2 separate regions of the Homo sapiens genome follow, and region 1 is linked to region 2. A link is an interaction called in ENCODE POLR2A ChIA-PET data of the cell type or tissue named here. Cell type or tissue: PC-3. All regions are shown on one strand. Each heading gives the region's core, and the rest is flanking DNA. Links, peaks and the distances in the headings are about the cores only. Region 1 overlaps CHST3 (carbohydrate sulfotransferase 3). Region 2 overlaps SGPL1 (sphingosine-1-phosphate lyase 1).

Region 1 (5,376 bases), core at 91-5,090, 1.1 Mb after region 2:
CTGCAAGTAACGAGGCCTGCCGTGGCTGAGTCGTTTCCCTGAGCAGAGAGAAGGAAGCCCTACTGGCCGGCTGCCTCCCCAGGGGTGGGTAGAACTGTTCTGTGGCCCCACCTCCAGCCCTCAAGCTGTCTGTCCTTGCAAAAGTAGTGGGGCACAGAGTGCTGGGTTCTTGGGCATCACCTGTCCAGGTCCTGCGCGCCTATGCTCATGCTGACACTGCAAGATGGTGGGATAACAGGAGGGACTTTCAAGCTGGAAGAGAGGAGAGCTGGGTGCCCCAGTAACCACCTTTGAGTCCCACTGTGATGAGCCCACAGAGGTGGACATGAGGGAAGACTTGGGGAAGCCTTCCTAGAGGAGGCAGGCATTCCAGTGCATGAGGGAAGCTGGGCAAAGGCACGAGGATGGGAAAGTTCCGATTGAAGACAGGGACTGGTGAGGAGTCTGGCTGGACTGAACTGAAATGTATAGGATACACGAGGAGAGACAGGCAGGATGGAGTTGTGGTTACGCACACAGGCTCTAGAGCCGGGCTGCCTTCACGGGAACCCCAACTCCCCACTTACTGGCTGTGTGGCCGTGGCCAAGTTGCTTACCTTCTCTGAGCTCAGTTTTCTCACTACTGGTACCCCCCACATGGGGAAGACATGGGAATAAAATGTATTTCTATACAAGTGTTGAGAGCAGTGCCTGGCACACTGAGCATCAGGAAGGGTGAGCTATTATTATATAGGTATATGTTTTAATGCAGCTAGAAAAGGAAATTGAGGTCAGATCATAGAGGCCCTTGAATGTCATTCTTTCCATTCACTAAGCACCTGCCATGTGCCAGATTCTTCACAGTCATTCTCACCAAGCCCCCTACAACCCGGCAAGGTTGTTAGCAATGTCTCCATTTCACAGATGAGGAAACTGAGGCTCAGAGAGGTTGAGTAACCTGCCTAAAGTCACTCAGTCAGGGAGAGTCAGAGCCAGTAATAACACCCAGGTCTGCTGTCGCTTGAGTCTTCCCTCAAAGTGAAGATTGGAGAGACATGGCAGGGGCATCACAGGGATGAGCCCTGGGCTGGGGCCGCAGCCAGGAGCAGAGCAGGAATGTGGCAACTGTGGGTCCCTGGGGCAGGGTGGAGACGGGGAGAGATGCCAGGCGGGCCTGGAGGGTAGGGAGGACTGGAGGCTACAGCATACAGCTCACCATTCATAGCCCAGGGCAAACCATTGAGTCATTTGGGGAAAACATGACATCACTGAGTCTCACTGTCTGCCGCCCACCTGCTGTCTGCCCTCTATGGTTCTCCTGATGACCTCAGTGCCCCAAGTCCTGCAAGGGGACCCGCACACCCCATGTAGCAGGGCCAGGTCAGCACTCCAGCTTCCTGCACTGGGTTCTCCTCCCCAGCCACTGTCTCCCACCTTCCCACCACTCCCTTCCCTGCCTGGGTCCCCTGCCCCAGCCCTACTCATACACACTGCTGAGGCAGAAGCTTCTGGAAGTGGTGATGGGCATGAAGAGCTTCCAGAAGGGCTTCCATGCCAAGCCCTTGATTGGAATTCTGGGTGGGGAGGGGACAGCTCAGAAGCCTGTGTCGAGCTTTTAGAGTTGCTTTTCCTTGAGAATGGTGCCTGCTGTTTGGGTGGGATCACTTTTAAAAAGTAAAGCCTGGTAGAGCTATGTGACCAGCACTATGCCATGACCTAGAGGAGATTCAGACTGACGGGCAGGCCCTGCCTTCCTGCAGAATACAGTTGAGTGTCTGAGAGTTCTTTCTGTACTAAGCATCTTTGAACTGAGTGCTTTATTTTCGTCCATCTGATTGCGCGAGGTAGTCTTATTTTACAGATGCCATCCCCGAGGCCCAGAGAGGTTAGGCAACTTGTCCAAGGCCACACAGCCAGGATTCACACCCATAACTGTCCAACTCCAGATGTGCTCTTAGCCACTCTGCCATCCGGCCACAAATAAAGCCACCAGAGAACCACAGAAGGTGGAACATATCCAACATTTGCCCGATAAATTGTATAGTGCAGACAGGAAGTACAGGGAGTTTTCATCTCAAAGTGTAGGTCACTCCCCAGAGTGGCTTGAAGTCTGTAGATCCATTTAGGAGAACATCCAGCTTCACTGGCTGTGCAAATCCCACCCATGCGGCTGTTTGGGGTGAGAAGTTTCTTTAAATGTCTGTTGACTCTCTTCTCTGGAAGGAGCACGGGGGCTCAGGGGGCGCCTGTCCTGGCATTGGTGGCCACACCTAGAAACGGACTATGAATCAAGCCAGGGGCCCAGTGCCAGCTTCCTTGGCCTGTCTGTGGGCGCAGATGCCAGCCTTTGCAGCTGCTGCTGCAACTCACAGCTCTCTCCCGGTGCCGCCCTCAGTCAGGCCAGCTGGAGTGGAGGGGCCAGTGGCCGTGCCCTGTGCAGAATGACATCCTCTCACCTTCACAAGGGAAGCGTGATTATCCTTGCTTTCCAGGTGAGGACACTGAGGCCTAGAGAAGTTTTCTGGCTGTCTGAGCTCCCTTGGCCTGAGCTCCCGCGGTAGAACCGAGACTCAAGTCTTCTTTCTGCAGGCAGATGGCCAGTTTCTTCCTGGAGGAGGGAGGAGCCAGCTTGCCCTCTGACACTGGGTAGCACAGCCCTGTTCGATTCTCTGTTCGGGGCTTGCACTTCTGATTCATTCTGCAGTCACTGGCTCTTTGTGGTTCGGGAAAATGACCCTCTAGGGTAGGAGAAAAGCTCTTGGAGCACTTTTGAAGCCATAGAGGCCCTTTCCAGGCTTTGGAAAATGTTCCTTCTCCACCCAGATGCCAACACCACCCTGGTCCTGGCAGTACTTGTCCCTGGAAGGGCCTCACTGCGGTGACTCATTACCCAGCATGCAGCACATTGCCATTGCTCTCAGTGGGCAGGTGCTGTGGGGACACGGGTCTGCGGGCCTGCTGTCTTCAGGGGTCCCCCATGCCTTTTAACGCGTGTATCAGTGTACCCCAAGCCTCAGTTCTGTGTAGTTTGTACAACTCTGGCCCCTACCCCAAGGATTTCTGGGAAGCCCCCAGGAATGCTGATAAGTTCACAGTCTGCCCTCCCCAGCCCCAGTCTCATCAGGCTTCAGGGGTGGCCATTCCTCCCCTCCAGGAGAGAGAGAACTCAAACCAGTAACTACCCCTCCTCAGGCTCAGGCCCAATGGTTGCTGTAATAATTTCTGGGGAGCTGTCTTTGCTCTTGCAGAGAAGGCAGGCCTTGAATTCAGACTGGAGGGGCCATTTTTCTTCCAGTTGCCCTCAAATTTTCCTTTCTGTGATAGGATTTGTCCTTTGTCTCTGCTTAAATTCAAAGACTTGTTAAAATGACTTTTCTCAAACAAGAGGCTACCCTCAAAAGAACTTTGCCTCTACGGATAGAAAACTGGAACCTACTTTTATTTTGGTTTTAGTTTTATTAAATTGTATAAAATCAATAATACATGTCCATGGTGCAAAGTTGAAAAGGCACAAAACAGTCTATGTGTGGTCTCTTTCCCATGCCGGACTCAGACACTCAGCATTGTTAGTTTTGTGTGTGTGTGTAAGCTGTGTTTAAATTGTCCAGCTTTAAAACAAAACCCTTCCCTGTTTCACAATTAGGTTGACCGAGGCACAACCTGAAAAATAACCTGGAAATAGCATCGGGCCCCCTGCAGCGTCCAGCTCTTCCCGAGGACTGTTATTATGATAACGATCATTGCTAAGGCTGTCCCTTCCCAAAAAGTGTTGCTGCCCACAGTCCCAGCCCCCAGACCTGAGCAGTCACCCACACAGCATGAATGGGGCCAGCCCCAGCCTGCCCGCTCAGCTTCCAAGCCTAGCAGTCTCAGGCTCTGGGCTAACCCTGGCCTCCCAGCTGCCCCTTCAACATTGTCCCCTCTTGTCTTGCAGGGCAGTAGCCACAGCTGGGGCTGTGGGGTCAGGGCATGGCAAGGGTGATCTGACCAAACTATGCTGCCTCTTAGCCAGACTGTATATTCGGAGTCCCCTAAGCTCGATTTTTTTTTTTTTTTTTTTGAGACAGGGTCTCACTCTGTCACCCAGGCTGGAGTGCATTGGTACAGCCATAGCTCACTGCAGCCTTGACCTCCCAACCTCAAGTGATCCTCCCACCTCAGCCTCCCAAGTAGGTGGGACTACAGGTGTGCTCCACCTAATTTTTAAATTTTTTTTTAGAGAAGGGGTCTTTCTATGTTGCCCAGGCTGGAGCTTGATTGTTTGTTTGTTTGTTTGTTTGAAGACAGGGTCTTGCTCAGTTGCCCAGGTTTGAGTGCAGTGGCGTGATCTCAGCTCACCACAACCTCTGCCTCCCAGATTCAAGTGATTCTCCTGCCTCAGCCTCCTGAGTAGCTGGGATTACAGGTGTGCACCACCACACCCAGTTAATTTTTGTGTTTTTAGTAGAGACAGGGTTTCATCATGTTGGCCAGGCTGATTTTTTTATTTTTTTAAAGAAGGTCTCCCACCAGCTGGATCTGAGCCACTGGCTGAGAAGTGAAGTCCATGAAGCATTCAGCAATAGTAACAGCACCACCACCTCCTCATATTGAACCTGCCTCTGTGCTTCTTCCTACGCCTTCCTATGCCTCTATGCTGACTTCTGGAGAAGCCAGTCACTTGCCCGGTCACACTGTACAAAGTGGCTCAGGGCTGGACTCACTGGCTTATGCCTGTAATCCCAACACTTTGGGAGGCCAAGGTGGGTGGATCACTTGAGGTCAGGAGTTTGAGACCAGCCTGACCAACAAGGTGATACCCCATCTCTAATTAGCTGGACGTGGTGGCAGGCGGCTGTAATCCAGCTACTCGGGAGGCTGAGGCAGGAGAATCTCTTGAACCAGGGAGACGGAGGTTGCGGTGAGCCGAGATCACACCATTGCACTCCAGCCTAGGCGATAGACCGAGCCTCCGTCTTAAAAAAAAAAAAAAACAAAGTGGCTCAGCTGGGCTTGGATCTCCAACATGCTGGGCCCCAGTCACCAGATTCCTAACCCCGTGCTGCCAGGCTTCCCCGGACAATATCATGAACTCAACAATCCGCTCCCTTCCTCTGCAGGGCAACCTCTCATTCCCCAGAGCTCATTTAATAACAAGAGTAGTAATCATAGTTAACCTTCTTTACCCTTTACTATGTGCAAGGCATTGTTCTAGAAGCGCACACATCGATCATTTAGTCCTCACAGCGCTCCCATGTGGTAGGTGCTGTCCTTATACTCTTTTTGCAGATAAGCCCAAGGCACAGGAGCCTGCCTGGTAAGCAGCCCATGTCTAAAGGGCAGTGAAGAACCGGCCTCTAGGGAATGCAGGGCTCCTCTTGTACCCAGAGGGGAGGCGCCCTGCCTCTTCTCTGTTGA
Region 2 (5,376 bases), core at 325-5,324:
CAGCTCATGGGTCTTGTAATGAAAAAAATACATACAAGATAGCATTCTGCTTTGATGAGAAAACTGAGCTAATCTGAGTGAAACAAAAACAGTAAAGAGACTAGAAGCCAGATTGGTATTTTGCATCATGTATGCTTGTTTGAAAATCTTTGCTCCTGAAGTAAATATTTGGCAACCAAGTGATTAGCGACCACAATTTCAACAAAATAATAAGTCATTGAAAATGGACTATTTGTCTGAAAGAGCAATACCTATATTACAAAGATTGAACTTCATGGCTCATTACAACCATTTTCAAAATTTAACTGCAACTATCTTCTTATAAATTAAGAGAGTTTAATTTGTGTTCCATAGTGCGATGACAAAAAAAAAGTAAAAACAAAACAAAAAAACCCTCATGCCTAAATTTAGAATATTGTATTATGTAGCAATCCAAAACATTCAAAACAAATTAAATAGTTTAACTTATGTGACAGGCAGATAAGCATTTCAAAAGCATAATGAAGTCCAATTATGTAGTGCTTAATGTAGACAGGAGAAGAATCTAACATTATGCAGACATTTTCTAAATAAAAGCTCCCTGTAGGACAGCTATATATAAACATGGGTAAGGTAAGCGCAGACTAGTTCTGTGGAACCTTTTGAAATCAAGAGTCTAAAACACAATACATTTTTCAGGTAGGCACCAAGTTATCCTAAAAAATTTTCATGTTGGTTATTCTGACGTTGTTTTTTCTCTTTTTTTTTTTTTTTGAGACAAGTCTTGCTCTGTCGCCCAGGCTAGAGTGCAGTGGCTCGATCTCGGCTCACTGCAACCTCCGCCTCCTGGGTTCAAGTGATTCTCCTGCCTCAGCCTCCCAAGTAGCTGGGATTACACTCTTAAGCCTGTGAGAGGGCAAGGAAGGGAGTAGTTTCTGGAACTTTGAGAGAGTTGAGATGAAGGAGAAGGTAACCTGTAGGAATGCCAGCCAGTGACCCAGTAGGAAAGGCATCAAGGGGAATAAATACTTCAAACTCTTTTGCTACCCTCTGATCTCCTGCTGTAGCCTCCCATTGGTCTAATACAACTGGAAACCAGAGGTTAAGGAGTCTGGTTGATTTAATTCAGAGGGTGGAATCCGGAGGCACATAGCCGAGCTGGAAAATGCTGGATGGAGGATCTGGAGGAGGAGATCATCTGGAGGGGAGAACATCCAGCATGCTGGAGTTGAGAGGTCTAGTTTGTCTTAAAAGGCACAAATGAGGAGATAATTCTTGAACAGAATCTTGAAGGTGGATAGCATATGGATTATAGAAAGGGAATGTTCCCACTGATTTTAACAGGATAGATTCAGAGGCACACAGTTGCCACAGCTTTGGCAAGCCCAAAGCTGCTTTGTTCCAGTAGTAGCCTTAGAATCTTAATTGCCTGGAGGGCCTTTAAAAGTACTGCAGTCCAGCTTTCTTGCTGCCTAGGAATCCCTCTACAATGCCCTGTCAGGAGTGAGTGCTACATACTTTCTCAGGGGGTTCTTTCCACTGTTGGACAGCTTTAATTTTTAGAAAATTTTTCATGTGTCCAGATCACTGAATGCATCAGCTAGAATTAGGTTTGAGTGTATATAACAGAAAAACCTAAAGTAATAGAGATTTTTTAAAAGACATAAATATATTTCTTTAAGAGAAAACTGGCCTGGCGCGGTGGCTCACGCCTGTAATCCCAACACTTTGGGAGGCCGAAATGGGCGGATCACTTGAAGCCAGAAGTCAAGATCAGCCTGGGCAATGTGGTGAAACCCCGTCTTTACTAAAAATACAAAAATTAGCCGGGTGTGGTGGTGGGTGCCTGTAATCAATCCCAGCTACTCAGGAGGCTGAGGCATGAGAATCGCTTGAACGCGGGAGGTGGAGGTTGCAGTGAGCCAAGGTCACACTACCGCACTCCAGCCTGGACGACAGAGTGAGACTCTCTCAAAAAAATTACAACACAGTACAATACAATACAACACAACACAACAATACAATACAATACAGTACTACAGTACAATACAATACAATGCAATGCCAGTACAATTCCATTCCATTCCATTCATTCCCATTCCATTCCATGCCGATAAGGCCATTCCTGAGTCTTTGAGGTGCCAGGCTGCTTCTGTCTGTCATTCCGCTATCAGTAGTGCATCCCCTCCTGGGCCAGGGTAGCTGCCTGGGGTTCTACCTGTCAGGTTCATGTTTCATTCATGAAGAGGAAGAGGAAACGGAAAAAGAAGGGCTTGCCCTCCATTTTAATTAAAAATTATTTTGGAATTTATTATACGTGCAGAAGAGTATAGAAAGCACATATCTACATTTTAATGAACAATAATAAAACAACGATACCAGATTAGGATATAAACCATTTATCTCTAACTCTACGCTTCACCCTGTTACAAATATTTCCTTTCTTCCCCTCTATGGATAACCCCATCCTGACTTTTATAATTATTCCCTTGCCTTTTTAAAAATAGTTTTAACCACCTGTGTATGCATCCTAAGTTTAGTTTGTTTTTTTTTAAACTTGATGTAAATGGATGCATATGTATTTTTATTTTTGTGATTTTCCTGTGTTGCTCAGTATTCATGCGATCCATGTTATTGCATGTAGTTTAAGTTCATTCATTTTTATTGCTGTATATATAGTATTTTATTGTGTGACTAAACTGCAGTTATTTATCCATTTGACTTATAATTCACATTTGGGTTGTTTCCAATTTGAGGCTTTTTCAAACATTGCTGTTATGAGCGTTCTTATATAACAAGTGATCACAAGTGCAAGAGTTTTTCTGGGATTTGTGCCTAGGAGTGGAATTGCTGATTGTAAAGGCATACATGCCTAACTTCACTAGATATTGCTAAACTTTTCTGAAGAGGCCAATACAATTTATACCACTATCAACAATATATGAGAGTTATTTCCACCCAACTTGGCAAACCTGATATTTATAAAGCTTATTTTTTGACAATCTGGTAAGCAGATAAATGTAATTGTAATTTCCGTATGCATTTCCTGATAACTGATGTGGTTAAGTACCCTTTTCAATGTTTACCAACCACTTGGATTTTCTGTTTTGTGGCTGCCTCTTCAAGTCATATGCCTTATCAGTTATTTCTCCTTTTTAGTTCTATTATTAATAGATTTTGCTGTATATTTGCTGAGATTTTGTTACTAGGTGCATTCAGATTTAAAATTGTTACATCTTGTAAGTTGAGCTTTTCATATAATTTGCTTTTTGACATAATATAGCTACATCAGCTTTTTGTCATGAAATAGGAAACTTCAAATGTATGATAAATGAATGAGTTGCCTGTTAGTATAGGCAGAAACTGCAGAACAATCCTAGCCCATTATTCAGGCTTTATGTATCAGCGATTTGTTCTGTTATCCCATAAAGTGAATGAGTCATTTTTGAGTTTAAAAAAATCATAGGGCTTTTTTTTTGAGGTCCAATTTGCATACAGTAAAGGGCACAAATCTTAATTATCCAGGTCAGTAAATATTTATGTATGAATATACTTCCAGATCAAGATATTAAACATTTCCAGCACTCCAGCCAGCTTCTTAATGTCCCTCCCAGTTGATACCTACCAAAGGTTTTGCTTAGTTTTGCTGATTTTGAACTTTACATAAAGTGGAAACATACAGTATATTCTCTTTTGTGAGTGGCCTTTTTGCTCAACATTGTGTTTGTGAGATTCAGTCATGTTCTTAGGTAGCATTAGTTTTTCTTTCTTATTGCTGTGTAGTGTTACAATGTATAACTATATTATAACTAATTTGTTCTGTAGTTGTAGAACATTTATGTTTCTAGTTTTTTGGCTATTGTGAATGACACTGCTGCCTTCTTGAACATGTCTTGGTAAACATAAAATGTAGAGTTGCTGTGTGGTAACGTGTACTGCCAAACAGATTTCCAAAGTGGTTGTACTAATTTACGCTACCAGAGTTTTAATATATAACTTCTTGATTTAGCTTTGGGCAGCAAATGTTAAATTTCTGTCATCTGCATACCACACATGGAGAAGAGCACTGAGAACTCTTTCCTGAAGTTGTATAGGCACTTTTATTTTATTTTTTATTTTTATTTTTTTCGGAGACAGGGTTTCACCCTGTTGCCCAGGCAGGAGTGCGGTGGTGCGATCATGGCTTCCTGCAGCCTTGAACTCTGGGTCTCTAACCATCCTCATTGAGAAGCCTCGGCTTCCTAAAGTGCTGCGATTATGGGTGTGAGCCACTGTACCCAGCCTGTACAAGCAATTCTAAAATGTGAAATGCCCTTCCTTTTCTGTAATTTCCCCAGAGAGTAAAGCCTACTGCATTCTTGTTTATCTAGTCTGTAAATGTTAATACACAATTGATGGGAACAAAGCAACCTTAGTTCTTTTTGAGTATGAAAAGGACCCTGTTAAGGGCAGAATTTAAAATATTTGTAGTAGTTAATTCTCAGGTTAAAATCATAATCTTCTAGAATGCTTTAGATTCTAAGTGGCTATTGTAGTAACACTTTATACTCAATATTGGGGGACCATGTTTTTTGGAGGCTTTCACTGAAGCATTTAATTCCATTCTTTTGAATTCGTTTTGACAGATGGGTCTAAAAAGGAATAGATCAATTCTGTATTGAATTCCAGTCTTAATGGCACCGAGTCTTTGAGACAATTGAGGCAAATTGGAAATTCTGTTTTCACATTCTTCTGAAAGGGGATGCCTTTCAGAAGTGTCCTGAAGGGCGCTGGGGAGGGCAAATATGAGGATGCCAGGGTAAGTCTGCTCCCTGTCTGGCTGTGTTGGGCCAGAGTGGAAGAAAGCCTAAGACTCTGTTACCCAGCCCTTTCTGAAAATGTTTTCAAATGCTTTCCCAACAATCACGACCACAAGAGTCAACAGTCTGTTTGGATGACTGAAAACACACAGGTTTACGATCTGTAAAGATAGTAGGTAAGTGATTTAATCTTGTTGTATAGGTAGGCCAGAGGGCACTCGCAGCCTTCTGATTGATTTAATAGATTGTTGAAGATTAAGAGTTGACTTAACATCTCTCTTAGAAAACTGAGAAATAGCTCATTACTAAGGTGTGTTTTATTACCACCGTCTGTAAGAAAATACAACATAGGCATGGGAATCAAACTACTTAAAGCCTCTTCCAGCTCCTTTGTGACTGGGAAGGTTACTTTTCCTTGTTGCTTATTGAAGAGAAAAGGAAAATGTTTATCATTGGATAATTCAGGTTCACTGAATATTTAATGAGTGTTTATTATCTGCAGTCATTTTCTTATTACCTTATCTCATTTAATATTCACAACAACCCTGTGAGTGGACGATGGTATCTTTTTTTTTTCTCCTGAACGTTTTGTTGAATT

The links. ChIA-PET counts read pairs that join two places held together with the same protein. Peaks named below come from ENCODE experiments on the same cell type or tissue, not always from the same donor. Only the 100,000 strongest peaks of a DNase experiment are listed, where the experiment ranks them.
Region 1: POLR2A ChIA-PET joins it to region 2 with 5 read pairs; 1 of 35 experiments calls an interaction of 5 or more read pairs at or near these places.

Annotation. Positions count from the first base shown.
Region 1 is chr10:71,973,429-71,978,804 of GRCh38, forward strand. All of the region lies in intron 1 of CHST3 (carbohydrate sulfotransferase 3), which reads left to right. Among named protein-coding and RNA genes, the nearest start is that of CHST3, 12 kb to the left of the region's middle. RefSeq lists an enhancer at 3-502. In PC-3, for the core only: no CTCF peak of the experiment used is centred there; DNase peaks (open chromatin) are centred at 1,183 and 2,713; H3K4me3 peaks cover 1,021 bases; H3K27ac peaks cover 3,728 bases.
Region 2 is chr10:70,824,231-70,829,606 of GRCh38, forward strand. The region is part of intron 2 of SGPL1 (sphingosine-1-phosphate lyase 1); the gene reads left to right. Among named protein-coding and RNA genes, the nearest start is that of SGPL1, 11 kb to the left of the region's middle. In PC-3, for the core only: no CTCF peak of the experiment used is centred there; DNase peaks (open chromatin) are centred at 3,351 and 4,911; H3K4me3 peaks cover 2,164 bases; H3K27ac peaks cover 3,278 bases.